4 separate regions of the Homo sapiens genome follow, and all the other regions are linked to region 1. Evidence: read pairs that join two places in POLR2A ChIA-PET (ENCODE). Cell type or tissue: GM12878. All regions are shown on one strand. Links, peaks and the distances in the headings refer to the core of each region. The heading gives the core; the rest is flanking DNA.

Region 1 (7,515 bases), core at 1,174-6,173:
CTAGGGGAGATGATTGGGGTAGGGAAGTTTACATATTTCCTTCTTAGAATTTGGGAATCAGAGCACCCATAACAGAGGAAATAATATAAGTAAATGCGAGACCCCAACAGAAGGCCTGTGTGGCACGCTTCCACCTTTTGGTCAGAGACTGGCGCACTAAACTACAGAGAGGTTAAGGATCTTGCTCAAGTTTGCAGCTAATCAGAGGGGAAGCCTTACTCTCTTCTCTCCATGAAACTTCATTCCTTCTGTACAACCCAAACTATTTTATGCCCTCACAGGACAAAAAGGGATCCACAAGAGAATGCCCCTAAATCCCACCCTTGACCCTTGGCAGGTGGCCCGTCTCTATTGCACTTTACTTAACAACTTGTCTTTTCAGAAGTGGCCTCTACTCCTTCTCCCAGGGTGTGAGGCAGTGAATGGGGCGCTTTCTCTAGAGACTGAGCAGCCCAGCAAGGCTTTTTATCAGAGTGCAGGGAAGTTGTGTTTGAAACGACACTACACTTGTCTTAATAGGCACGACCCTTTCTCCTGGGACACATTTTTCACTGTCATGTCTGCCTAGTAGCCTGAATTAAGAAAGTGATTCATTTGAGTTTCTCACATTCTCTCTTTCATGACTAGAAGAACCTGTGGGTCATTTATAGTTTGGATTGGGCCCCTCTCATCCTTTATTTATAAAAAAGCATGAACACGCTCCCTGTTCACAGGGAGGCCTGGTTCGCTTTCACCCCATTTCCTTTTGTTCACAAGGTCAGTATTTTTGTCTTTTCTCCTCGCATAGATTATTTTTTACACATCCAGTGGAAAGGAAGCTCAAAGATGACCTTTAAGGGCCCTCATAACTTTATGGCTTATTAAAGCCCATGCAGCTTTGTCCTTTGTCTGGGCCACCTCTCATGTGGTCCAGAGTGTTTTTCTCTGAAGAGTACAATGACAGGAAGTGGATTTTGGCTCACTCTAAAGACAAGTCAATAGCAGTTATAGATGCCCGAAAAATAAATGAGTTGTCTCCAGAATTAGTGAGCTTCTCAGCCTTCGAGGTGTATAATGAACACGCAATGGACAGTGGCCATGTGTGAGAGATGATATCATATGGGGTTCTCACATCAGATTAGGGGGTCGCTCAACAATAGCAAACATTTGAGTATTTTTTTATGCTAGAGATAAGGAAAGCAAAGATTAGTGAAGCAGTCTAGCAGGGTTAGCTTAGAAGGTCCCTCAAGTCCCTTTCAACTTCACGCTGTATCTAGATGCATTAAGATACCACCTGAGAAAATTCTTCGATGCAGCTTGTTTCTTAGAGTTGTTTACCTGGAGTGATCTTTAGAGATAATTTTTCTGAAGCTTTAAAAAAATAGAAAAAAGAAAATAGGTTCCAAAAGGTGAATTTTTTTTTTTCCAAGAACACACAGCTAGTCATATTGTTGGTTTAAAAAATATATACGTTCCATGGATTGCAGAGTAGGAAGAACATTTTTGGCATGAGAGTGTTCTAAATTTCCCTTTTGACCGTGGTGGAAATTCCTACTTCTGTAGTTGCTATTATAGGTGCAGTTTAGGAAAGGGCCTAATTTTTCTCCTCTGTGTAACACTCTGATTCATGTGACAGGGGAAGAAAGGGGTGGTGTGGGATGGGTTTCTGTTAAGACCTCAGATGCATCACCTAAGAGCAAGTAGTATAGCAACAAGCAGGAAAGCACTCAGTTGTTTCCATGGTATGACTTAAGGGGCTGCCATGGTTACAACTCCATCTATCAACGCCACTCATCTTCTCATAGGAAGAGTTTCATGGCTTTCAGCCCTAAAGGTATTTTTAGTCTTAGAGAAGTCCCTATTTAAACACCATGGTTAATGTAGCTAACTCTATCAGTTGATACTGCAGTCATCAGCACTTTGAATATCTTTTGTGTGCCCAGCCCATAATGACTTCATTTAATTAACTAGCTGATAGATAACTGAGAGAAAGGCTTTGCAGGGAATGGGATGCCAACTACATGACTTGAGGTTGGGTACCAGGATAATTAGGAGGATGAGCTTTGAATTCAGGTAACACTGGGTTCTCATATCAGTGCTGCCATTTATTAGTACTATGACCTTGGGAAAGTTAGTACATGAGCCCAAGTTTGCTTATCGTAAAATAGGAATAATAATAATATCCCTTAGGGTTATTTTGAGAGTTGGTGGTACCAGGCACATACCATAAATGTTAATTATTTCTGCTATAACACCAGAATTGAAGAAAGGGACTGGAATAAGGGAGAGAGAAGACACAAAAGAAAACATGCCTACAGAACACATTTGTCCAAAGTCCACTTTACCCAGGTCATCTTATCTCCCAAGGGAAAATTGGGTCTCAGAAAGAAGGCCAGGGAAACAGCCCTGCAAACTCCATGGTAAAGGTCTTCCCTCGGAGGGAGTATGTGCTGTTTAACATTCAACATGTGCCATGTGAAACCTCCTCCTGGTCTCATTTTTCCTCCTTACCTCAACCTTCCTGCACTCCACACTTCAGCCTTTTGGGATTTCTAATCTTCAGATAATGACACATGTCATTCTTCTGCTTGGGAAACATTCTTGGCTGATTACTTCTAACTTGAACGTTGGATCTCAGCTTTGATGTAACTACCTCTGGGAAGCCCCCCTGCCCCACTAGACTGAGCTGAGTGCCCCTCCTGTGTGTTTCCCCACATCATCTGCCTGAGAACTCATACCACTCATTATGATTTCTTGTTCATGCCTGTCTTCCCCACTAGGTTGTGGTCAGTGAAAGCAGAGACCACATCTGGTTTACTCTCCATAATATCCCCTAATCACCATCTAGCGTAAATGGCAATGAAGAGGAATTCAAGAAATACTAAATAAGCGAGTGAATGAATGAGTTTTATGCTGAGATTTAGGTGAGGGTAAGTTGCTTTGGATTTATGCTAGCATTTCTACTCTGATCTGAAAAGATCCTTGTTAAGACAATATTATTATTATTCCTCTTTTCCTTGTAGAAACTGTCTACAGATTATTTACACCTCAAAACATGAAGGGCTTTCCGTGTAGTTAAAGACAATGTAGGTAGGGGCCATTTCTGCTTACCAAACTTATGGTTTGACCAGGATCTTGGTGCTTTATCAGATAAAGAAGAATGTGTATATGATAACACTTGTTGGTATAGGTGTCTTCCAAATCATGTTGAAAAATACAGCATTAAAGCTCTGTGAAAGGAAAACTAATTTGAGTTCCTTCTCAGCTGGAACCTATTTGTACTATTTTGGGTACAAAAGACTCTCAATTACTTTCCCCTTCATTGGGACTTTTCTGATTTAGCATGTGACCTCCTCTCAATTGGTGGTTAAACATGGGTGACCATGCATTCATCATTTAAACCAAAGCACTTCTGAGTTCCAGCCCGTGACTTGAGCCTGAGAACAGTTCCTCTTTGTGTTATGTGTTCAACAAATGAAAGGGGAATCACAAGCCCTACTTCCTCTAGAACAGAGGATTGGAAGGGTGAGCTTACTAATATGTAGTTTACATTACACGTTGGGGTTGAAAACCTCAGTCCAGTTGCTATGCAATTGGGCTTTGGAATGGAAGAAAGCAACATGTGGAGGTGTCCATTTTATTTTTCCATGGAAAAATAATTCATTTTGAAATGGTTTCAAGCTTAAACAGAACATTTGCAAGTACAAAGATCTCCCAGGCTCCTCTCATCCAGTTCCTCAACTGTTAATATTTCACTGCATTCCCCTCCCCCTTTCTCTGTTGTATAATTTATAAAGAGGAGGGGAAAGTCCACTCTTGTTCCTAATACCATGGGTGCAGTATCAGCAGGAGGACTTGGCAAACAACCCAACAAGAAGGGCTGGAAATTGGAGAACAAAAGTATTTTCATAGGCAAATTCCATATGCTGGGCATTGTGCTAGTTCCTTTGCAAGCATTACTTCTTTAAGTCCCTGGAAGAATCCATTGAAGATTATGATCATTCGCACTCTACAGATGAGACAACTGGTGCTCAAAGGGATTAGAAACTTGCCCAAGGTCACAAGGCCAGAAAAGTGATGCACTTGTGTGTACCATTTTAAAGCTTCTCTTTCCATGACAGCTTGCCTTGTCACTGTAAAAAGAACATTCAATTGGGAATAAAAGGGTCCAGCCCAGTTCTAAATCCATGTTATCTTCAGCAAGCAACTTACGTTTATAGAGATTCAGTTCTTTCAACTGTAGAATGAGGGAGGCTGCACTAAATTAGCCTTAAGATTTCTTCCAGCTCAAAACTGAATAATTTAATAAGTGCCATATTTTTGCCAGGCTCACTGACAAAAGTACATTGAATATATTAGTGTCTACTGTAGGAATAGGAGACATAGAGCTTAGGACTTAGAGCTTATTTAATTCAGCAGCGAACTAGTTAATTTCTTCTATCTGTTGGGTTGTCCATTTGGATAGACATTTAAATGGTTGTCTATTTAAAGCATCTACCTGTCCTTGACCTTTTGCTACCTTTTGCCCTACCCTATAGCAGTTGAGTGTTCACTCCTCACATCCTAGGAGTTGGGATAATTCTGAGGGATAGAGGTGCCTCTGCTGGGGAAATTGAAGGAGTAGACTTAAATCCAATTGATTTTGAAATCATCCTTGGTTTGAAATCATCCTTGGGAACCTAGTAGTCACTCTGTGTACAAGTTTCTATCTTCAAAGAGTTCTATATTATTCGAAGAGTACTATATTAAAAACACCCTCTTCCTAAATATTTGGCTGTCATTCAGGAACTGGAGTATGTATACCCACAGAGTTATGCAATGGTGCTTCAAGAGGCCCCCTCAAACAAGTTATATGATAAATACAGCTCTTGAAGGGCAGGTCCCAGAGTTTCAAAAAATTTTATGTAAATATAAATGTATATTTATATATTACAAAATATGATATATAATAAAAAATATATATACATATATATTTGTATTTATTTATGGAATGCCATGGCACAATCATGGTTCACTGAAGCCTCAAACTCCTGGGCTCAAGTGATCCTCCCACCTCAGCTTCCTTAGTAGCTGGGACTACAGGTGCATGCCACCACCCCTGACTATAATCAGGGGTCATGTTTACACCTCCTCAAGGGTCGGAAATGATACTCAATGCCTGTAATCCCAGAACTTTGAGAGGCTGAGGCCGGAGGATTGCTTAAAGCCAGGAGTTTGAGACCAGCTTGGGGAACAAAGCAAGAAACTGTCTCAAAACACAAAAAAATTAAAAAATTAGCCAGGTGTGGTGGTATGCGCCACCCGCCCTCCCAGCTACTCAGGAAGCTGAGGTGGGAAAATTGCTTGAGGCCAGAAGTTTGAGGCTTCAGCAAATCATGATTGTGCCACTGCACTCAAGCCTGGGCAACAGAGCGAGACCCTATCTATATTTTTTAAGAATCTATATCTATATCCTATCTATATCTGTCTATCTCAAAAGGCAGATAAATATAAAAACTAAAATAAACACTACTGTCTTATGAAGCAGAATTTAAAAGTGTCATGATTTTTTAATGTAAAATCTAAGAACTCCCAACAATCTTACTGTTGCCATGAATTCTTTTGTCTCCAGGGATCTGGAAGTAATAATTCTTTTTCTTCTGTCATTAAGGATCCTAGAGTGAGAAGGTTTGAGAGGCAGTGATATTTTAAAAGTATGACATAGTGCCTAGTATTATGTGTTCAAAATAAAGCCATTATTGTTGCCATTGTCATATCTAGCTCAATTCTCTTTTGATACAATTTGCTAACACTGCCTCTTAGTTTTCCCATATTGTTTTATTTCTTTCCAACAGGAATCAATTCAGCATTTGATACCCAGTGAAGACAGAGCCAACCCTCTCTCATTTTTTTTCTGAATCTGTCCATTGGTTCTGAATCCCATAGGTTCCAAATCAACAATTTGGGAAGATGGTAACTCTAAGGTCATCAAAACACGACAAACATGTGACAGCAGCTAATCTGTACTTTCTATGCCTTCTGAGACTTTTTCCTTCTGATTACATATTCTTAGTTTCTTAAGCTCTTCTTTAGATATTATGATGTTTAGATTCTCTCACCGTACTGGTCCCGTCTTCAAAAGTTACTCTGGTTTATCTATATCTCTTTCAAAGAACTGATTCAATAGTACTAAGAAAGTTTTTATTCCAGTTGTATGCCTTCTGTCAAAGGCTGATTAGCCTTGAGAGGGGCAGATAGAGAGAGGCACATGGAGAAATCATATGCATCTTACTGAATTTGCTTACTAGTAATAATTGGGAGGCCAGGCATGGTGGCTCACCCCTGTAATCCCAGCACTTTGGGAGGCTGAGGTGGGCAGATCACCTGAGGTCAGGAGTTCAAGACCAGCCTGGCCAACATTGTGAAACCCAGTCTCTACTAAAAATACAAAAATTAGCCAGATGTGGTGGCACACGCCTGTAGTCCCAGCTACGTGGAAGGCTAAGGCAGAAGAATCGCTTGAACCCAGGAGGTGGAGGTTGCAATGAGCTGAGATTACGACACTGCACTCCAGCCTGGGTGACAGAGCAAGACTCCATCTCAAAAAAAAAAAAAAAAATTGGGAAATGTAACCTAAACTATTAAATAGCTGAAGTTATTTGGCTGTCCAACAGTCATTTTTCCTCCCTCCTCCCTTCCTCCCTCTCTCCCTCCCTCCCCATCTCCTTCCCTCCCTCCCCACTTCCCTCCCCACTTCCCTCCCCACTTCCCTCCCTTCCTTCCTTCCTTCCTTCCTTCCTTCCTTCCTTCCTTCCTTCCTTCCTTCCTTCCTTCTTATCTGACTTCCTTTTAAGGAATTTTCTCTTTCCCACTGGGTATCATCAGTTGGGACTATAATCAGGGGTCCTGTTTACTCCTCCCCAGTGGTTGGAAATGATACAAGCTAAGCCAATCTGCTGTTCCCTCCTTGGAATTCAAATATTGAGCAGAAGAACAATGATGTTGACAATAATTGGATTCCCATCCCATCCTAGCAGGGCTCCTTGATCATACTGTTCTTGCTACAAGCCATTGTTGTTGTTCCTGGTTCTAGCCTTTCATTGCCTCTGTGAACCTCACATCCTTCTGATACATTTATTTTAAGATAGTTAAAGAGTGCTATCTATTGCTTACAAACAAATAGCCCTAACTAATGCAACTATTGTACATAGTGGTGTGCTTATCTACTGTATAAATACTTCTACAGTATATCTGCCTAATGGCTTCTACAATACTTATTCGTACAAGTTAAAAAAATTATAAGCAATCTCCTGCCTTTTGACTTGACCATAATGTGCCATCTGTCTTTATTTCTAGGAGGCTAAATCCATGTAGAGAAACCTGGACTTGTTTTCATCTTTCTCTCCTTCCTACCATATGATTTTATAATTTTTACTGAGGAAGTCAATTAAGAAAGCATCTAGTTTTGCCTGAACATAAAAGATTAGTGAAAATCCCACTTGTCTGCCTTTTATTTTTTACTTGTTTTGAGATGGGGTGTCACTCTGTCCCCCAGGC
Region 2 (7,515 bases), core at 977-5,976, 50 kb before region 1:
ACAGAGCGAGAAAAAAGATCCATCTCTAAAAAAAAGATATGTTCAAAATGTCATAGATGTTTGCTTTGGAAAGCACTTTATAAAACACAACCACCCTGAATCATCCACGTCCTGAATAACCTTTTAACTTACTAAGACAAACATTTTTAAATGGAATTATTAAGTTAATTTTTAAAAACCCTTTGTTAAGATACTTTGCTAAAGTGGCACTACTCTCTGGGAATAGGATGGATATAATTTTCTCAGATGGTTTTCTGTTCTTTCAGAATTACAGGAGGAAGAAATTCCTTAATGCTAGTGAGAGATAATATTTGGCCAACTCAAGCCAGAACGGTCTACACATGCACAAGTCACTGCTATGATTTTAGTTCCTAAGAATTAGGTTGAAATGCAGTAGACTAGCCAAGACTCTCCTTTTTTAAGAAATTAATTATTTTTATTGGCAATCATTATATATACTTATGGTGTACAATGTGATATTTTGATATTTGTATATATTGTGGCATGACTATATCAAACTAATTAGCATATGCATTATCTCACCTTATTTTTTTGTGGTGAGACATTTAAAATCTACTCTCTTAGCAATTTTCAAGTACTGTGTACAATACATTGTTAAGGATCTTCTTTAAAGAAGCAAAATTGTATTAAGGAACTCTGACAAGAAAGTGGAAAGAGAATTAATAAAATGAGAGCAAGTTCAATGGGGCCAGAAGGTTGACCTAGGAGTCTTTCCTTCTATTCTTTTTTTTTTTTTTTTGAGACAGTCTTGCTCTGTTGCCTAGGCTGGAGTGCAGTGGCGCGATCTCGGCTCACTGCAACCTCCACCTCCCAAGTTCAAGAGATTCTCCCCCCTCAGCCTCCCAAGCAGCTGGGATTACAGGTGTGTGTCACCACACCCAGCTAATTTTTGTATTTTTGGTAGAGACGGGATTTCACCATGTTGACCATGCTGGTCTTGAACTCCTGACCTCAGGTGATCTGCCCATCTCAGCCACCCAGGGTGCTGGGATTACAGGCGTGAGCCACTGCCCCTAGCCCGACCTAGGATTTCCAAGATGTTCTCAGTGGTTGGGAATTTCTCCCAAAGCCACGCCCCCTTAGTAGGCCAGTCAGCTGAGGAGAGAGAACAGGCTGGAAGCCAAAGTATGGTATGAGGACTGCAGAGGTAAGAGAAAACAGTTAAATGCTGATGCACATTGCATGTTAATACACAGTCATTGCCTCCTGGAAACTATATTCTGGGATTTAAAGTGAGAATACCCCAAACTCACAGCACATGTTTTTGCAATCTCAAGGCTGACAATTGCCTTGCCATTGCAAAACTTGTGTTTCTGTGTCCTTTTCTCTCTTAACTAATTAGCCTGTGCATTACCTTGGCTTGCTTGAGAAACTACCTCATTCCCCAAGCTATAATATATAGCTGGAGTAAATATTTTTAAAAATAAATATTGAAAACTTTGTTCATTTTTTATTTTAAAAGAAGTCCAATGTTTTCTAAAGTAAAAACAATGAAATAATCAGGATTCTGGTCTCATGTGATAGAATTTATTAAAGAATATTGGTATGCCTGACAGTCTCTAGAAGTGCTGGAGAACTGAGCTTGGAGGCTGTGGAGCCTGGCACTATGACCAACATTATGCAACAGAAGTATTCCAGGAAGATATCAATGCCTCTGCCAATAGGCACTGACACCACAGCTTGTCTTACCTCCAGCCTGATGCTGGCACTGGAGGTGGCCACTAGAATTGTTATGCTTGCTGCTTCTGCAAAATGAATATAGCTTCTGTCCCTGCTATTACCCTTGCCAGAATGGACTCCTTGAGGTTCCTCCTTCTTTGGTCATGAGCTCTGGGTTCAAAATGTGAGGGGAATGCATCCAATCAGATGACTCAAAGCCACATGCCATCATCCTAGCTGCAAGAGAGGCCAGGCAAGCTAGTACTTAGAATGTTCAGCTTCTAGAGTGGGAGGTGGGCTCTGCCTCATGAGGTTTCTCATGCATAGTGAAGGGGCTTAGATGCTGGGGAGCCAAAAACATTAAAAATATATACAAGGTTTGTCTTCTGTTAATAAGCGCTTGATTTAGTTAATACAAGATACTTTGACACACAGCCTCTAATATTTCAGACATTTCCTTTATGGCTCTCAATTTTTGTTGGTAATTCCTGCAAGGTCCCCAAGAAAGTGATTCACAAGAGCCTTTTACCTGAATAATTTTTCTCAGGAATATTATGTAAATAGTATTTTTACTTCAAAATCTTAACATTTACCAGCATTAAAAATCAAGATATGTTTTTGTTGCACAAATATAATTGTTAATATATTGAATAATTAGCTATAAAAATAATGAATCAATTGGACACTTTTATATTTAAGATATGCCAAAATTACATAGCATTAAGACATGTATTGTCATGATAATATATTAAACAAGGAAGGAGTATCACAATAAATATTTTATTTATTCTTATATATTTTTTAGATTTCTGTCTGGACCTCTGACAATATACAGATGTAGTAAAGAAGATTCAATCTCTTTTTGTTGCTGGTGGACTATTTTTGTAGTCCAATATCTAAGACTAATAAGAAACTCTCTTATCAAAGCTACCTAATAGTCATTTCACAATTGATTAGCAATGCTAGTCGTGATGCAGATACATGCCACATGTAAAAATTTCTAATATCTATGGCCACTGTTTATTCTCTTCCAACTCCTAGTGTAATTAATTTAGAAGTTAGGAAATTTATAAGCCAGATGGGAATTAGACTATGCTCAAAAGCCCAGGAGACTTTTGTCTGTATGTTTTTGGTTGTTCCATAGTGAGACCATATTTTCCCCAGTGATGTTAATGAAGGGATGAGTGGCCTTTCGTTGGTGCTTACTCAGTCTTTGTCTTTCCTGTGAGTCATTATTGTTTTCTAGCTAGATACTGTGGCCAGCCCCGCTTTCAATATGTCATTTTCATTCATTTGGAAACTAAAGAGCTGTGCTTTGCACCACGTCCTTGATGTCAGCAAAGCCAGCTCTGTCGGACTAAAATGCAGAGACATGTTTGCAGCTAGTGCAAAGAGTTGCAGGCTGCCTATCTCAGGGAAACAGCTGCGTGGAGCATGTGAAAAGCGCTATTTAGAAGGGTTTGAGGGCTTGTATGCCTAGAGCAACTAGCACCTCAAGCCTGGCCTTGGTAAGAAAGCTGGCCTTCATCTTTGTGACTGGGAGTTACAGAATGTACCATGTAGGGGAGATATGAACTCCCTGTAAAATAGTGACATGACATATATCCCTAAGTGTCCCATGGGATGGTCATCTTATAAGGGATAAATGAGTTAATACATGTAAAACAGAAAGATTCTTGGTTATTAAAATGATCTAAGCTTTTCACATATGTTATCTCATGCAATCTTTATAACCACTCTATTCAGATAAGGAAACTAGGTCTAGAGATGTGACGTAAATTTCCCAAGGTCACACAGCTAGTCAGTGGCTGAGTTAAAATTCAAACTGAGTTCTTCCAGACAATCAGAGCCCTTAACCTTTACCAATGAACTCAAATTCAACACCTGGAATTATATTCTGTTAGTGATACCAGGGGCAAAGTACTGTAGTTGACATGGAAAGAAAAAAAAGTATGAATTAAAGAGAACTGTCCTGAGCATGCCCTAGTGTGATGCTCAGATAAAGGAAGGAGCCCCTGCTATACAGTTTGGAAGTTCCAGAAAGGAGACAGCTGAGCTATGTCCAGAAGCCATTTGAAAGTCTGATGAGGGATTCTGTTGACTTTTGCATTCTTCAGTGTATTTATACCCTTCCCCAAATTACTTCACTATATAAATAAACCTACAGGTGTGGGAAAATTGAGTGTGTGATAATTAAGATTGGAGACAAAGAATTAAAAAAGTCAAGATATGAAAACCCTTCAGTTTGTGATAATGATCATGGCACCTCAGTAGATGTCTAATAAATTGATGAAAACTTAGAGATTATCTCAGAATGTTTTGTATGTAAAGCACGGATTACATCAAACAGAATTAAAGCCTTTTAGATCATAATAAAAATAATTTATGGATGAATAATTTTAACGGGTGATTTGAAAAAACCTGGATCCTTCTAAGAAGAGACATGTGGTTGCATAAGACAGGAAGATTTACTGCAGTCAATTCTCAGAGGCCTCAGAGCTCTAGTTAGCATGGCCCCAGGCATTTTATGGTTTTTACAATCTATTTGCTTTTAACTATATCAGCTTCTAAGGGCTGGATATCCTTCCGGGAGTAATGCTGTAAGGAAGTTAGCGTTGTCCAAGACCCTAAGGCACTGCTGTTCAGAATCTGTCCTTAATAGTAACAGAAGTGTGTGATATAGTTTGAATATGCGTCCCCACCAAATCTCCTGTTAAAATGTAATCCCTAGCGTTGGAGGTGGGGCCTGGAGGGAGGTGTTTGAGTCATGTGGGTGGATCCCTGATGACTTGGTGCTGTCCTCTCAGTAGTGCATGAGTTCTTGAGCGATCTGGTCCTTTAAAAGTGTTTTGCACCTCCCCCCACTTTCTCTCTTGCTCCTGTCTTTGCCTTTGACATGCCTCCTCCCGCTGCACCTTTATCTTGAGTAAAAGTTCCCTTAGGCCTCCCCAGAAGCTGAGCAGATGCATCCTTCCTCTACATCCTGCAGAAGCCTGAGCCAATTAAACCTGTTTTCTTTATAAATCACCTAGTCTGAGGTGATTTCTTTATAGCAATGCAAGAACAAGTTAGCACAGGATGTCTCTGGACAAGGGGCGCCTCTGGGCAACAGGTTGATCACTTAGTGGGTAAGTGGGTAAAGGGTACACTTCGAAAAGTCTATGGTCTCCTAATTCCAGCAGGATTTCCTTTCTTGGACTCCAAAAATTGGTTAGTTGCTTCTCTGAAGTTTTCTCACAGCATTTTGCATGGTATCCCACTGTGACTCCCAGCAGGACTTTATGGTATAAGCTGGTAATGAAACCACCTTTGTAAAAATCATAACTGAGGAAATTATGACAGTGTAAGAGATCAGACTTAACCGACTCCATCTTGCTTCTGACCTCTAAGCTGTCCTTGTTCATTCCTGGGCGTAGGCCAAACTAGCCTTGGAAAGGAATTTATAGTTTAAACTCTGAAACAAAATTGATAATAGCCCTTTCCCGAAAAACCCCTTCTTGCCTGGGGACCAGTCTGCCTTTGTAAGACTAACAAATTAGCCACAAAATTAGAAATTATGCCATGCCATACAGCCTCTGGCTGCAAGAGTCTGAACTTCCCCAAATTGCTCCTGGGAATAACATCGCTGTTGTAAAACCTAAGATCAGTGCTTGAGATATTTTGCAGACCCTGCATTCTTATGCAGCAGATGATGACACCACCCAGACCTACAAATAATCTGGCTCAACCAGTTCTGCAATCCCACCCAGGAGCAGAAGTCAGCAAGAAAGAACTCACTTCGACCCCCTATAATTTCATCTTCAACCCAGCCAATCAGCACTCCTCACTATCCGAGCCCATACTCGCCAAATTATTTTTAAAAACTCTGATCCCTGAGTGCTCGGGGAGACTGATTTGAGTAATAATAAAATTTGGTCTCTTGCACAGCTGGTTCTGTGTAATCACTCTTTCAACATTACAGTTCCCCTGTCTTGATAAATCGGCTCTGTCTAGGCAACGGGCCAGGTGGACCCATTAGGCGGTTACAGTAGCTATGGTTTGGATCTGTGTCCCCACCCCAATATCATGTTCAATTGTAATCCTCGCTGTTGGAGGTGGGGCCTGGTGGGAGGTGATTGGATCACGGGGGTGGTTCCTCATGAATAGTTTAGCACCGTTCCCTTGGCGCTGTTCTCATGATAGTGAGTGAGTTACTGTTAGATCTGGTTGTTCAAGTGTGTAGGGTGGGCGCGGTGGCTCACGCCTGTAGTCCCAGCAGTTTGGGGGCTGAGGTGAGCAGATCACAAGGTCAAGAGATCGAGACCATCCTGGCCAACATGGTGAAACCCCATCTCTACTAAAAATACAAAAATTAGTTGGGTGTTGTGGAGCGTGCCTGTAGTTCCAGCTACTCGGGAGGCTGAGGCAGGAGAATCCTTGAACCTGGGAGGTAGAGGTTGCAGTGAGCCGAGATCGCGCCACTACACTCCAGCCTGGCGACGGAACCAGACTCCATCTCAAAAAAAAAAGTGTGTAGTACCTCCCCACTCCTTCTCAGTCCTGCTCTTGCCATGTAAGATATCTGCTCCCTCCTTGCCTTTTGCCATGAGTGAAAACTCCCTGAGGCCTCCTCAGAAGGAGATGCTGCCATGCTTCCTGTACAGCCTGTGGAACTGTGGGCGAATTAAACCTCTTTTCTTTATAAATTACCCAGTCTCAGACATTTCTTTATAGAAATGCGAGAATGGACTAATAGAGCTGGTTTACTTGTTCATTTCTTTTCTGGAGGTGTGGGCTGCCAACATTCACTAAGGTATCTCCACTGCTTTGGCACCTAGCAGGCATTTGATAGATAACTGTAGAATGATGGATGTTAAGCCATATAGGAAGAGGAAGTTTTTAAAAGGCCATGGGAACAGGGTGATCTCTAATTGCAGTTAGCACAGCTGTCCCTATGAGTTGTTATTTAAAATTCCTTGCATTTGAATTGCAATGAATTATGATATACATATTTTATACCGTTATTAGGTTCAGTTCAGAACCCACATTTACTGTATGCTGGGCCCTGTGATGAATAAAACATCGTTCTTACTCTTAAGGAGCTGCCATTCTAGTGGGATAGAGCGAACCTAAATAAATAACTATAACCTAATGTCATATGACCAATGGTAAAATTGCTTCCTATGTGTCTGAATCTGTTCTAAGTACTGTGTATTCTTTATATAATTTAATTTGAACAATCCTATGGGATAGATAGTATTACTGTCTATCAGGAAAGTTTGCATATCACAAAACTGGGACCCAGAAAGATTATATACATTGTTCAAGGCCACATAGTGACTAAGTGGTACATCCAGGAGATGAACTCAGATGAATTTGACTTTGGAAAGCAAGCTAGAAACTGTTGCACTCTACCACTCCAGTACAGAAGAGGGAGGGAGTACTTTGGGGAAGGAGGAAAAGAATAGAGGAGATGCCAGCAGGCATCTAGGAGAAGGTGTCCTAAGCAGTAATTTGAATGATAAATGGGAGTATGCCAGATGGATGAGTTGGCAAAGGAAGGGTAAGAAGGAACAGCATTTGCAAAGACATAAAAAATTGAAAGACAGAGTGATCAGGGAAATGGGATAATTAAGTACTAAGTAGAGCATGCAAGGAACAGAGTGGGTGAAGAGGTAGACAAAGATCATGTCAGGGGAATTAGAACATCCTCAAAAGTCAGTAGCCTTTGGCAGAATCTGCCCCTTAGCAGGAGGTTGCAAATGAGTAGAACTTCGATTTTCATCACCTTGCTGTTCAGCTCCTTGATGGGCACGTAATGTCTGCAGGGGCCTCTGGACCAGGAGGACCAATACT
Region 3 (7,515 bases), core at 911-5,910, 70 kb after region 1:
AGTAAAGACATATTTCTATTAGAAGGGAGAAAAATTGGGATGCTCTTCCCCAGAGTGGCAAGAGTGTGGATATATAATTCTATTAGAGAGGAGTGAAGAATTGAGACCAATAATTCAATCTGTCACCACTTTATATGTATATATGTGCATACATGATGTTTGATTAAAAAATTGAGATATGCAATATGATGTCAAATATGTAAAACAGAATCTCTGTAGAGAAAGAAGTCTTGAAGGAAAGACATTGGAATGTTAATAAGGCATATCTTTGGGTGCTGAGACTGTGGATGATTAAAATTACTCTTTCTTCTATTTTATGAATTGTCTTTCATGAGACTATATTTATTTTATAATTTACAAATATACTGTATTAACTAGAAGCTGAGTCTTCTAAGTATTAAACTAAAATTCCTTGAATATTTTCTGTTTGGGATCAGTAATGGTCCTAAAAGCAGAGCAAGGAGGATTTGCCTAATTCCACCTGGGAGATCAGAAAAGTCTTTTTTTTTTTTTTTTTTTGAGACAGAGTCTCGCTCTGTCACCCAGGCTGGAGTGCAGTGGCACTATCTCGGCTCACTGCAAGCTCCACCTCCTGGGTTCATGCCATTCTCCTGCCTCAGCCTCCCGTGTAGCTGGGACTACAGGGAGAACAGAAAGGTTTCTATGGCAGGGAATAGAGGGTATGACAGGGGTTGTCCTCTTTTGTTCTTTGCTATTTAAAGTTTGGTCCACAGATCACCAGCATTGGTGTCACCTGGGAGCGTGTTAGAAATGCACACTCTCAGTTCTCATGCCAGAGCTACGGAATCAGAATCTGCATTTTAAGAGGATTCTCCAGGTGGTTTGCATGCACATTAAAATTTGAGATGCACTGAATCTATTCCATACCGTTTATTTTAGCATCATTTAAAGTAAATGCATTTTTGCTTCATGATTCAAAATGGCTGGTAGAAATTGTTGTTATAAAATGCAAAGATAGTGAAATAGGCTAACAGATGGGCTGGCTTAATGACCAAATACTAACAATTCTCATACAAAAAAAATGAATTATTCAGTCTATAATATTTATTGATTGACAGTCTGATGTGGGCCCCTGTTACAGGTTGAATAGCATTTCTCTAAAAATTGTAACACAGAACTATAATTCTGGGAGGTATTAGTAAGACATTAATGGGCCCCACTGTATTAGTTTCTTATGGCTGCTGTCATAAATTACAACAAACTTGGTGGCTTAATACAACACGAATTTATTATCTTACAGTTCTGGAGGTAAAAATCTGAAAGAGGTCTCACTGGGTTAAAATAAAAGTATCAGCAGTGCTGCATTCCTTCTGGAGGCTGGAGCTTCCCATACTCCTCTGCCTCCTGACATCTTCAGAGCCAGCAATGACTGGTCAAGTGTTTCTCATGCTAAATCACTCTGACACTGTCTTCTGCCTTCCGGTTCTAGTTTTAAGGACCTTTGTGATTATATTGGATTCACACAGATAATCCAGGATAACCTCACTATTTTAAGATTGGCTGATTAACAACCTTTATTCCATTTGCTACTGTAATTCCCCTTTGCCTTGTAAAGTTCCATCCCCTTTGCCTTGTAAATTTCCAGGGATTAGGAAATGGACATCTCTGGGAGGCCATTATTCTGCCTACCACATCCATGAAACGCAGATTCTGTGGTCACATAAATCTGCAAGTAATATTTCTTTCTTGGAGCTTTGCAATGTACATCGGTATAGTCAAGGCTCCGAGAATTTTTGGAGTAAAGAAACCCCTTTAAGTTTGCTCAACCTAGGAACTCTTTGCTTGCACATTTCATGAAGCTGAACCAGAGAAATATGGGGAAATTCAGAGAAAATTAAAGAACTGTTTTCTGCCCTAAAGGAATTGAAGACAGCTTTTTATTTTCTCAATCATCGATTGCAAATTAATACTGAATTCATTAGCGCTGAGGGAATGCAGGGCAGAAGAGGGAGTGGGAACATCTGTAGAAATCAGAAGCCCTAATTACCAGGCTTCTGTTCCATACAAGGCAATGATGAGAACAGCGGTAGTTGTGGGAGTCTATGCTGATTTCCCTTTCACCATCGACATATTGTGGCATTATGAATAATTTAAAAAATCTGCCTGGGTCATTTTCTTAATCTCCGTGACTCCGTATCTCATATGTAAAGTTGGGTTAACATTCTCTCTTTCATCCAGTATGATTATGGGCTTTTAATTAATGTTAAAATGCTCTTTTTTTGCATTCACATGCAAAAGGAGTTATTAAATTTTGGTGCCAAATATTATGATGGTAATGAGAACTCGCTCACCAATATCTCATTACATGTGCAACTTTTTCCCTTAATTTACTGCATAAATCACCCATGGCTACACACAGTATTATCCCTATAGCCAGAACAGCTTCTTTCATCTTTTAGATATCTCATGTTGAAACCAAGAAATACAAGCTAGAAAAAGCTGAGTCTTATTTTAAAAGTTCCCAGAAGGCATTTGTTTTATGTGGTGAGCATAATGATTGCTTACAATAAAAAAGCCTTGAAAGGTCTCACTTGTTCTAAGATTATTCATGCAGCAATTATGCTATTGATGTCAATTTGTTTTTATGATAATATAAACTATTCTGAACCCACTCAACAGTGCATAGTATAATGCTTGCAATCTTCCCCATGACCTCTCTTGCTAAGATACCTATTCACTTCCTTGATTAGAGAAAACCAAGGAATATAGGCATTTTAAAAACAGATAAAAGTTTTGATCATTTGAAATCTAAAAATGAATCAGAACTTGTAATTTTAAAGTGAATAATCACAAAAGAGAGAAATAGCTGGGTACTCTGACTTATATTCTAGATGACGTTATGTATCACAGTACAAATATTGTCCAAGTGAGCTCCCCTAAATTGTGTGTGTGACATAAAGGGAGGGGAACTTGTATTTATTTTGTAGCTTGCCAAGAGCAAAAGGCTGTCTCAACTTAAATTTTGGACATCTTAAGTTTGTTCATCTTAAATTTGGCTTTGGATTGCTATAGGTTTTCGGGTAACTATTCATATTTCAAATGATGTTATTATTTTGCTTCCGAAGGTTCTTACGTGTTTCTGTAGAATAGGTAACATATTAACGTATTTCACTTTAAAAACAGTAATTGTGGTTACTTTGCCTGCGTGAGTCTATATGTAAACGTGTTTGAAATAGTTATTGAAAGAAGATGTGCTCCCTGATCTTAATGAGGTTAAATCTCACTCTTGTTTCACTGTTTCAAATTTTATTATGATCTTAAATTAAGGTTATATTCACATGGACAGAGCAAAAATTCACCACTGGCATATCTATTTGATGCTGTCAGCCATGTTCACAGCCAGTCTGCAAAATTCATTAGTTATTATGTAAAAGGTGCTTTTAATCCTCAGTAGCAGGATTCTTTCCTTATTTACTTTCCTTTTGCCTTGTAGATATAATTTGAGCAAATAATTTGAAGATGGGTAAATAGAAGTTTGACTGAAGCTGATGAAAGTAAGCACATTGATTAATATTCTTATCATTTTTATAAACTGCATTACAGAAATACATAATTTCTGTAAAATAAAATGTAAAAACAGGCATGGAAGTCAGGGCAAAGGCATATGACTAGAGAAAAGTAAAATGAAACCAAATGTGAGGTGACACCTGGAAGGCAGCCTGTTCCTTTAACACACACAAGCACTCATTCAGGCTAAACAGTGTACACACTCATTTCCAGGTGGGCCACACTATTTAGTTCTATATTTTTAGTAGCCCATGAAATGAGGGGAAAGTGGGTTGGGGGAAATGGGCTAAATGTATAGAGTTGAAATTAAGTATGCTTGTGTAATGGCTCTATTGTTCTCTAAAGTGAGCTGTTCAAAGAACAAAATTTTAAAATTCACTTACCTCTGTAAGTTTCAGAAAGGAGGGAAGTGGTGTAGCTGATCATCTGAAAATATCAGATGATATAGCATAGTCCTATTTTTAGCTCTGAAATGCAACCATGGGACTTTAAAACAACATCCAGTATCTTTTGTTAGAGATGCCACAACCAGTCACGACTGGCTGGCACTGCAGAAAACAGAAAGTTATGGCAAAGGGAATTACTGTTGAGAGCAAAGAACTGGGGGAAAGGCGTCATGCAGTCATTGATGGCTGGTGGGTTCGCTCCAGTGGTACAAGAGTTTTGTGTGTGCTTAAAAATCAGAAGCAGCCACATGTATTCAACCTGTGTTTTTCATCATCAATGACTATGGGTGAAAGTGCTCTTGATTTTGAATGCTCACATGTCTGGGTGCCTTTGGAAATGTGCAATCTTGTCTTGGCCCTTTTAGTGACTGGCTTTGTAGTCCTGAGATAATTGCTTCCTATTTCATCGTCTATTTCCTCTCAATACAACGTGAATTAGATGGCCTTCGAAGACCCTTCCAGGACCAAAACTTTAAGCAGGTCCCACAAACCTCACACATATAAACACGATTCTTTTTTTAAACACCTCTACAGTTGAATTCAAGTAGCCCCTATTTCAATAACAGTGAGAGAGAAAAAAAAATAAATCAAATCAAGTAAACAAACAATAAACAAATTAACCTTGTCACTTTGATTTTCTTCTGGTTTAGAATTTAGTCTTTCGGTGTAATTACCAAGAATTTAAATTTTGTTGATTCAAAATTCAGGTTGTCAGGGGTGTCCTTTTCTCTCAAGGGCTCCTGTAACTCCTTGCCCCTGCTCTCCTGGATGTTTCCCTCCTCCTTTTTGTCCTGCTTTACTGCTGATGAAACTGGAGCGTTCCCTGACCCCCCCTAGCAGGACATGCAACAGGGGTGTAGCTTGTCTGTTTGGCACTGTGCATACTCAAACTCCTTACAGGAGGGGGAGCATGCAGATGGGCAGGTGCAGGAGCCGGACCGAGCACCCCTGGGCCCAGGCCCCATGGCAGTGTCTGTGGGTGGGATCCTGCAACCCCCAAAGCCCAAGTGGGCCTGTGTTACAGTGTGCTCTTTTAGCCTTGCTGTCCACGGATGGCTTAAGTGTTAACCAGCTCAGTGCCCTCTTCGTACCTAGGTCTTTGTCTGGTGTCCAGGAAGAATTGGGTCATATATAAACCTGAAGGATGTGTGCAGGGGTTTTGTTGAGTGGTGGAGGTGGCTCTCAGTGGGGTGGATGGGGAGCTGGAAGGGGGATGAAGTAAGAAGATGATCTTCCCCTGGAGTTTGGGCAGCCGGTGTCCGTTCTCCTCTCCGACCATTCGCAGCTGATCTTCTCTTGGCATTCAGATACTCCTTTTTTTTTTCTTTCTGCCATGCTGTTCTTCCGTTCTGCTCTTCTGTTCATTGGCTTGTGGAGTCTGGAGTTTGGGGTTTATATATGTACAGGATAGGGGTGCATGGTGGGCCAAAAGGCAACTTTTGGGCACAAAAACAGGAATGCCTGTTTTCATCTAGTGCTGTGGGTTTCCAGGCTTGCTTGAAGGTGGGGTCTTTGCTGGGGAACCACCCTCTTTCGTGCAGTATTTCCCTGTCTCCTGTCTATACCACTTATTATGGCTTCTGAGTACAAGTGGAAGCTTATACAGTAGCTTGGCAGGAGTGGTGAGCTGTCCTGGATTAGCCTCTACTTGAGTATCTCATCCTGCTGGTCATTTTCTGCTTGTATTGCCGGTCCCTGCTCATCCTTCTGACTTGCACCAGCCTCTGCTGCTGGTGCCCTTAGGTGTAGCCATGCTGTCTGATCTTCAGGTCCTTGTACTCTGGGTCCTCCTCATTGTCTCCCCTTCTTGGTTTTCTGTCCCCCTGCAGCATGCAGGAACTGCTGGATAGGAGCTACTATGAAGCCAGGAACACTAAGGCTCTCTACTGAAGTATGCTATACTTTCATTTCTAGTTCCCTGAATCTATCCTATGATGGCTTATGGCACACACCAAGCTTGTTTTTAATGAATCTTTTTTTTTTAGCATAAAACATACTCTTCTGTCCTCAGTTCCTCAAACCTACCTAGGGGTTTACACTTTTCACTAAGGGTCTCAATCCTGGGGGGTTGGATACTCACCTATGTCTGTCTGTTTCCTGCCTCCCTCATGTCTGGGAGGAATGCTTTATCTGGTTTAGTGGGATATAATATCCATATCATATCACATAGCCTGTCTTTCAGTGTCTTACACTAAACATTCTATACTCAAACCCTCTATGGTTTAACTCTTTGAAATCTATGAAAGTATTTTGCTTCCTCTTAATGAAATTTGGCTGTTGCGAATGAGAAATGAAAGATCTGGCTTTCTTGTCTTTGAAATATGCATCATTTGCTAATTTAAGAAGTTAGAAGATTGGGCAGGGTGTGGTGGCTCATGCCTGTAGTCCCAGCACTTTGGGAGGCTGAGGTGGGAGGATCACTTGAGGTCAGGAGTTTGAGACCAGCCTGGACAACATGGTGAGACTCCATCTCTACAAAAATACAAAAATTAGCCAGGTGTGGTGGTGTGCACCTGTAGTCCCAGCTACTGGGGAGGCTGAGGCAGGAGAATCACTTGAACCAAGGAGGTGGAGGTTGCAGTGAGCAAAGATTGCACCACTGCACTCAAGCCTGGGCGATAGAGGGAGACACCATCTCAAAAAAACAGAAAAAAAAAAAAAAAAAAGAAGAAGAAGAAGCTGAATATTCACTATTTCTTCCCTGCTTCTAAGCCAGGGATTCTAAGACTTCTAGGAATAGAGAAACAATGAGTAGCAAGAATTAACAAAAATTACAAGGATATAGAAGAACTCAATGATATCATTAATCAACAGGATCTAACTTAACTTTCATAGAACACTCCACCCAACAACAGTGAATATACCTTCTATGCAAGGGCCCATAGGTCCCATAGAACATGTGCAAAGATAGATTATACTCTGTGTTATAGAACAAGCCTTGACAAATTTAAAATGATTGAAATCATACAAAGTGTGTTCTATGACCTCAACAGAATGAAAAATTAGTAGCAGAACAAAATAACAGGTGAGTCTTGAAATACTTGGAAGCTAGCACACTTCCACATAATTCAGGAGTGCTGTGGACTGAGTGTCTGTGAGCCTCCCCCTCAACTCCCGATTTGTATATTGAAGCCTAATCACCAATGTGATGATGTTTGGAGATGAGGCGTTTGGGAGGTAATTAGGTCATAAGGGTGGAGAAGAGACAGGAGAGAGCTTGTGCTTCCCTTTCTGCTCTCTGGCATGTGAAAATACAACAAGGAGGCTGCCATCTGCAAACCAGAAGGTGGCCCTCACCAGATGTGGGATCTGCCAGCACCTTGAACTTGGACTTCCTAGCTTCCAGAATTCTAAGAATTAAATGTTTGTTTTTAAAGTCACACAGTCTATAGTATAATTGTTATTGCAGCCCAAATTGACTAAGACAATGCGTCAAAGTGTTAAGATAAATATATTTTTAAAAATATATTGAACTTATAAATCAATGAAAATGATTGAGGTGAGTCTCAATCATTGTAGGAGGTTTATTTGCCAGAGTTAA
Region 4 (7,515 bases), core at 1,624-6,623, 56 kb after region 1:
AGGAAAGGAAAATAATGAGTATAATTGGGGTCATTGGTTCTTAAATGAAAGTTTTATCAGTATACTTATTGTCTTTTTTGATAAGATTATTAAACTAGTGGATCATGGAAATGATTCACTTATTCAGCAACCATTTATTGAATACTAGTTAGGTGCAGACACATGGTCTGTTTCATTTTTTATTGGAGAAACAGCCAATATGTTCACCTGTTAATGAACATGGGATACAATCAAACATTCCGGAAAGAATGGAACAGAGATCAAACCAAGTATACACATGCCCACACAAAAAGATGGGCTTTTTCAAAATTGGAAATACAGGAGTTGCTGGATGAGATAATAGAAAATGAGTTAATTTTAGGACTTGTGTTTAAAATGTGTTAATGATGTAGCTAGAGATGTCTATTAACTTACAGACACAGAGCTCAGAAGGCCCTAGGCTGGAGATAAGGATCTGGGAATCATTAGCTTGTATAGATTGTCAAAGTTATCACAATGCCTAAGATTTCCCAGGAGGGGCATGTTGAATGAGCGCCCCAGCCAGAACGCAGGAAGAATGAATATCTAAGAAAAGAAGAAAAAGAGCTTATAAAGAAGACAGAGAAACAAAAAGCGGGGAGGTAGGAGGAGAATCAGGAGAGAGTGATGCCACTGGCCAAGGGAGGAGAGCCATTCCTGTGAAATGCTGATGGCCAGCTGCATTTGGAAGCCTTGCTTCGGTTGTGACACCAATCTGCACTGATGTGGGAGTTTTCTCCAGCAGCTCATGCTGAGCTAGCAGGGTGTAGGAGAGGAAAAGGGAGATAGACTGAATGGTCTATATTAGGAGGTTTGCAGAAATAGTAAAGTGGAAGAACAAGGAAAATAGTAAAGAAGTTATTAAAGAAGTACATTCATATGGTGCTTAAATTTAGCATAATGTGATGTTGGGTGGGCAGCCAGAATCTCAGTTGTCTTAATTAATACTCAAAAGTAGCATAATTGGGCTGTGCACAGTGGCTCACACTTGTAATCTCAGCACTTTGGGAGGCTGAGGTGGGAGGATCACTTGTGCCCAGGAGTTCAAGATTACAGTAAGCTATGACTGTGCCATTGCACCCCAGGGTGGATAACAGAGCAAGACTCCATCTCTTAAAAAAAAAAAAAAAAAAAAGGAGCGTAGTTGAAACAAATAGTCAAATCTAGCAGACGAAAAAATCTAATGGAGATGCATATACATTCTACACTTTGCCAGGGAATTGTCAGAGTGCTGAATGAAGCAGAGACGAGGACAAATTCCTGTGGAATAAAGCTAGACACTTACTCCACCTTCTTCTTTTCTCTTTCTCCTAAAGTGACAATGAATCTTTAATTAATATTTTCTCTTTTAAGAATGGATTTTAAAAAGACAATGAGTTGAACCAACGTTTTTCCATCTGGACATAAGATAACCACGTGGAGGTCAATTGACATTCAGATTTTGTAGCTGACTTTCAACTCACTGATAATATTACATTGCTAATAATATAGGTAACATTTTATGTGTTAAGTAGTTTTACATGTGTTTATGTGTATAGTAGATCTATGAATCTCAGTCCATAGACTGCATTGATCTAGAAAAATAACATTTCCTCTAACTCAATTTGATGTTTTATCTTTGTACTAGCAGGCTAAGGGTAACACTCTCCGATTATTATTGGTTTCTCTCTTCTTCCCGGGGGTTGAGACAAAGACCCTGTTGGGATTTACTTAGTGCCTTTAGCAGTACATTGAGGGAGGGTGAGCCTTCTGGTCCCTGAGCCATCTGTTCCCATTGAGTTACCCTGAGAGAGTATTTGGCTTGCAGCATGGCCTTTTAGAACTGGAGGCTCACAGAGATATTTTGCTGCATAGCTTGAGGGCCAGAAATCTTGTTTGGTTTTTGTTTGTTTGTTTGTTTGTTTGTTTTTGAGCCGGAGTCTTGCTCTGTCGCCCAGGCAGGAGTGCAGCGTCGCGATCTCGGCTCACTGCAAGCTTCGCCTCCCAGGTTCACACCAGAAATCTTTAAGAGGCAATGAACTGGTGTGCCTAGACCCTGCACGAAGCCATCTCCTCTTTGGGGTATTGCTACCTCCTGCTTTGGGGTATTGCTACCTACTGCCCAGAAAGAAGGGAACCTGGCTCTTGAACCCCTCATTCTGTCTGTTCTCATCATTATCTGCTCTTCACTCTCCATGCCTCAGACCTCAGAGAATCCTATTCTAGGTGGTGGGTGGAGGAAGTCAATGCTCTTTGACCTCTGTTTCTCCCACACATTTGATCTTGACATCATCCCCAAAATTCTAAGTTCCCTCTTTTAAAACACAGAGACAAAAAGTGCCAATTGGCTATTTATATCTTCTGACTAATTGCCTCCCCTCCCTGAGGCAATGAGTGCAGGATTGCCTATATACTTGGAAAAGGGGAAAGACCAGAAGAAAAATGGACTCAAATAACTCTCCCTCCACACCCACATTAAATTCTTTATTCTTGTAGCAACAAAATTAGAAAATTAGCTAGGAGCTTGGCTATTTGCTTTAAAAGCATCCTTCCAAATCTGAGATTCTGTAGTTTTATCAATGTTAGGCTAAACCAGTTGGTTTGTGCTGCTAGCAAGGATGGAAAAAACCATGGGGCAGCTTTCGAGGCAGATGACAGCAGCTAATCAGACACTGAGAGCAAGGGCCCTGGACTTCTAGTCCTTTAGTTCTGGAGTGTTCAGAAAGATTCTTAAGAAATAATAGTGACCAAAACGGAACACTTCTCTGATGCCTAACTTTGTACTTTGCCTCTGACCATTAAATGGAGGTTTTCACTTCTCTGTGTGGCCAGACCTGGCTCTTCTTCAACTCCAGTTTCTCTTCTGATTGTGGCTCGACAGCATGTCTCAGTCCTTGGTGACTTTCAGTCTCCTGCATTGGGGTCAGGACTGTGATGCATCCTGGTGGCCTCTGAAATTTTATAGAACATTATTATCAATGAACATTGGTCAATATTAATTGCGTAGAGCTCTGTGCTAAGGTTTTGCATATTGTAAAACTAAAGGGGCTTACAGTCATGTTGGAGAGATGGGGTGTGTGCATCGTCCAGTGCAGCATGTCTCAAGCACCCTCTATGCGATGGTCCCAGGAGTCTGGGGAAGGAGAGTAGCACGAAGCAGAACTATCAACTGCTGAGCCAAAAAGGCATGCACTGTGACACTTGAATTGCAGCTGCTTTAGAACCGTACCTAAAAATAGCTCCAGCTCAATCTGCAGAAATTCTGACCTTAATGGATATGCTCGAGTTCAAGAAAGATGATTTATTCTTAGATCTTTATAACCAACTGCGAAGGAAGTCTCAATCTCAGCAACATCAGTGATTACTCCTAATAATATCTATCTCCCAGACACATGCTTTGAAGATGAAATGAGACGATACAGGCAAAACAACACTGATTGCAATTCAGATATTTACTGGTATGGCTCATTATTCTTATATATTCAAGAGGTACAGTGGGTGCTTTTACATTTTAATAAGGAATACTAGATACCGAGTGAGGCCCTCCCCTCACATCCACCAAATTGATCACTGCAGTGTTTGCATCAAAATAGCAGTATCAGTATCAAAATAATCAGATTTTGAATGCCTCAGAATACCCAAAGCATCCACTTCTAAATTGCTATTTAAGATGAATGCTCTACCTTTTATATTGCATTTTTGAAACTGAGTCAATCAGAAAAGTACTTTGATGTTGTAAATACCTACACATCAGCTCATCTGCTTTTAAATTAATCAAAATATTTAGGCATCTTCACAGAAATTTCTCATATTCATAAAACAAGGCAATAGTTATTTACTTCCTGGCATGGTAATATGTTTTGGGCAATCTCTGTTTGACTTGCATAAAAGGAATAAAAGCTAGTTTCATGAAACTCCATTGTCAGAATAATGAATGTTTTAAAAATACACTATTCAAAGCCTGCTCAACTCTCTTCCTCAGGCTATGGAGAATGTTTCTCCAGTGAGTCTTAGAAGGAAGGAAACCCTTCCTTCACCCCACTTCCTGTGCCTCCTTTAGAGCTGGGCTTGTAGCCAGAGTGAACAGAGAATGGCAAAACTGTTAAAAGGTTAACCGTCAACATGGCGTTCTCAGCATCTCTCAAAGGCACTTAGGAAACTAGTTGCAAGGAGATGAGTAGCAGCCAGAGAGCACCCCAGAGAGTACACTTGTGCTTATTATTCCACATGATTACATATTCAAATTGGTTTTAATTCCTGGGCAGCCATGGGGATGTTGGGGGAGGTGGGAAATAGCTTGCTGGAAAGGGGCAAGAACGGCGGAAGGAGCAGGTCTGGCATTAAAAATGTGCTGCAGATACTTCTCTAAGGCAAATGAGCCTCACGATTACGAATTTAGGCAACAAGGAAAGAGCTGTGGATCTAAAAAACGAGGTTGAATTTCCACGTGACATATGATAATCCCTTTCAATACATTAAGAATTCTACTTTGCATCAGCGTTACAGACTTCTTTTTCTTGAATCCTTCATAAAGGGCTTTAAAAAATTCTACTGTGGCCAGGTAAGTTAACCCATACCCATGCTGCCTTATAGATTCAAAAACCCCAGGGATTATAAGTAAATGTCTGTGACATTTTAGTCAGCTGGAGTTGGTGTTAGGAAACTTTTGAGGGTTCGTGGCTACAGATATAACCTTTGGCTGTCTTCACCAACTGTGGTTTTGAGAGGATTCACAGTGGTTACGTTTGAAGGTGTGGGCAGAGGTAGGGGAATTTGAAAAACATATGCAATTGTTTATTAGCTTTGTATGTTTGTAACCTTTCAATGGCACTTTCAAATAAAAAATACTCAGCATTTGAAAAGCCATGTTTTATTGCTAGAAATAGAATAAATGGAATATAAACATAGATAGCAGTGAGTATAATCTATTTAACACACATTATAGGATTTAAAAATCCTAATCAAGTTTGCCATTTCATCCAGGAATCTGTAATAGAACCTAATTGAGATGTGTTGAGACTTGGGAGGATTAATCACAGGAGGATGGAACTGAATTAGGAGGAGGTGAGACTCGGAGAATGAAATGCAGCAGGGATTTCGAGGAGAGGGATTGGACTCAACACAGCATTATCTAGAAGGTTAACAACAGACTATGGCTGATAGACCATGTAATAGCAGGAGAACCCAACATAAGGGTGTGGGCAATGAGAGTTTTGACCAAGAAGAATTTCAGAGCAAGTGATATTCAAAGGTCTAAGTAGCTCTGTCCAATAGAAATATGTAGTTTAAAATTTTCTAGTAGCTATATTTTAAAAAGTAAAAAGAAACATATACAATAAATTCTAATAATATATTTCATTAAACTCACTATATCCAAAATATTATAACTTGTGGCACAGTGCCCAGTGGCCACAGGTGGCTATCATATTGAAAAGCACAGAAATCAATCAGTTCTTTGGCACCAGGTAAGTCTATCAGGTCAGAGGAAGACCAACATCATGACTGGATGGAAATGGGCATATTAAATGGACGTGTTAACTGGTAATTTGCAGAAGAGAAAGTATAAATGGTTAGACAGTTTATAAAATAATTTCCACCTCACTTGTAATAAAAGCTATAAAAATTAAAATATCAGCAAGATATTATTTCTCAACTGTCAAAATAGCCAAGGTTAAAAAAATGGAGTTGTTTGAAGGTATGCTAAAACTCACATGATGCTGTTAGCAGTATAAATTGGTATAACTATTGGAAAATAGTTTTATATTTCATATCAAGAGCTTGGAATTGTTTTTCTTACTTTTGGAACTCTATAACAAAAAACAATAGCAATCATTACTGAATGCTTATTACATGAAAGATGATATGTTTAGCGTTTAATTATTTTAAGTCTTTTAACCATCACAACAGCTCTGGGAAGTAGATGTTATTATCCAGTTTTAACCCTATGAAAATAAATCAAAGTATGGAAAAATTATGGATTAATATGTTATTAATAGCATTGTTATAAGAAGCAAAAAATAGAGGCAAAAAAACAGATTTAGTAAAAACCCTAATATTTCAGAATCAGGAAATAGTTAACTAAATGAAATTTTTCAATGGAATCAATGTATTTGTAAGAGTGCTTTTTAAAGAATATGAAATGACATGGGAAAATACATATCTTAGTCTGCTATTGCCACAATAAAGCCGCATAACAAACATTAAATCTGTCTGGCCGAAAACAACAAACATTTACTTATTTTGCTTATGTTTGCGGGTTAGCTGGAATGAGACTCTGCTTTTGGCTTCAGGTAAACCGGCCTTGGCTGCAGGTTGCAGGTCTGGGCTCAGGTATGTTGCTCTGTATTCATTTTGGAGCCCAGGTTGAAGGGGTATCTGCTACCAGGGGGAAGCTCTTCTCATGGGAGTCTCCTAGGGGGCAAGAGGATGAGTGCAACCACACAGCACATCCGCTTGCTTCATGTCTACCAACTTCTGATTGGCCAAAGCAAGTCACATGGCCCAGCCTAAAGTGAGGGATGGGGAAGTATCCTCTGCTTGCCTTGAGAAGATGGCAAGAATGAGTTATGTCTAATTCTCTTTTGAGGGAAAAAAAGAACAGGCACAAATAATTCAATTAACCCCAGTCTGCTTTCCATTGCCTTTCTTCACATCCCTCCCACAGGTGCTTGCGTCCATCTCAAGATCCTTCCAAATCTCATCCCCTGCTGGTGTCTTCTAGTAGGAGAAGAGTGAGATGCACATAGCGGTCATGGTTTATAGCCATTGTGAAATCCTCGTTGATCAATGTTGCCAGGTTCCCCTACCTTGGGAGAAGGGAATATTCTTACTGGCTTAGACCCCATTACTGCTCCCTGGGCATAGCTCCCCAAACCTCAGTTCATTATTTCTCTATGGTTTTTGGCTCCACTCTTTGGGAAGTCCCTTGCCAAAATCCCCCTTGGTCACTTCTAAAGTGGGCATTGGAGAATATGCCGTATTTGGTGTCTGAGTCACCCTCTCAGCCTGCACCCTCCCTGTGGAAGGTTGGGGTAGGAGGAGACTAGAGGCAGTTTTATATCTCAAAAAGTCACAATCGCTTTTAGTTCATGTTAACAGAAATTTTCTCAATATAGGTTTATTTTTTTATTCCCTATAAATGCAGGATTTCTGGGCCATGTTTATGTACTCTCAATTCTGTTGCAAGGTAGCCATGCTTTCCTTGGAACCTGTATTAGTCAGGGTTCTCTAGAGGGACAGAACTAATAGGATAGATGTGTATATGAAAGGACTTTTATAAAGAAGTATTGACTCACACAAACACAAGATGAAGTCCCACAATAGGCCATCTGCAAGCTGAGGAGCAAGGAAGCCAGTCTGAGTCCTAAAACCTCAGAAGTAGGGAAGCCAAGAGTGCAGCCTTCAGTCTGTTGCTGAAGGCTCCAGGACCCCTGGCAAATCACTGGTGTAAATCTAAGAGTCCAAAAGCTGAATAACTTGGAGTCTGATAGTTGAGGGCAGGAAGAAAGGAAGCAAAGA

The links. ChIA-PET counts read pairs that join two places held together with the same protein. Peaks named below come from ENCODE experiments on the same cell type or tissue, not always from the same donor. Only the 100,000 strongest peaks of a DNase experiment are listed, where the experiment ranks them.
Region 2: POLR2A ChIA-PET joins it to region 1 with 36 read pairs; 2 of 35 experiments call an interaction of 5 or more read pairs at or near these places.
Region 3: POLR2A ChIA-PET joins it to region 1 with 34 read pairs; 4 of 35 experiments call an interaction of 5 or more read pairs at or near these places.
Region 4: POLR2A ChIA-PET joins it to region 1 with 76 read pairs; 3 of 35 experiments call an interaction of 5 or more read pairs at or near these places.

Annotation. Positions count from the first base shown.
Region 1 is chr11:110,023,276-110,030,790 of GRCh38, reverse strand. No RefSeq gene overlaps it. Among named protein-coding and RNA genes, the nearest start is that of ZC3H12C, 66 kb to the left of the region's middle. RefSeq lists a silencer at 2,713-2,792 and an enhancer at 3,103-3,262. In GM12878, for the core only: no CTCF peak of the experiment used is centred there; DNase peaks (open chromatin) are centred at 1,750, 2,740 and 3,400; H3K4me3 peaks cover 484 bases; H3K27ac peaks cover 2,817 bases.
Region 2 is chr11:110,073,498-110,081,012 of GRCh38, reverse strand. No RefSeq gene overlaps it. Among named protein-coding and RNA genes, the nearest start is that of ZC3H12C, 16 kb to the left of the region's middle. RefSeq lists enhancers at 2,768-2,817, 3,118-3,287, 4,376-4,670. In GM12878, for the core only: no CTCF peak of the experiment used is centred there; a DNase peak (open chromatin) is centred at 2,972; H3K27ac peaks cover 1,459 bases.
Region 3 is chr11:109,952,826-109,960,340 of GRCh38, reverse strand. The region is part of intron 1 of LOC105369484 (a long non-coding RNA gene); the gene reads right to left. Among named protein-coding and RNA genes, the nearest start is that of LINC02715, 130 kb to the right of the region's middle. In GM12878, for the core only: no CTCF peak of the experiment used is centred there; DNase peaks (open chromatin) are centred at 3,135 and 3,930; H3K4me3 peaks cover 478 bases; H3K27ac peaks cover 2,044 bases.
Region 4 is chr11:109,967,941-109,975,455 of GRCh38, reverse strand. It overlaps LOC105369484 (a long non-coding RNA gene), which reads right to left. Exons shown (of 3, transcript XR_948004.2): 2 at 3,051-3,130; 3 at 2,461-2,948. Among named protein-coding and RNA genes, the nearest start is that of ZC3H12C, 120 kb to the left of the region's middle. In GM12878, for the core only: no CTCF peak of the experiment used is centred there; DNase peaks (open chromatin) are centred at 2,845, 3,195, 4,160 and 4,625; H3K4me3 peaks cover 790 bases; H3K27ac peaks cover 3,048 bases.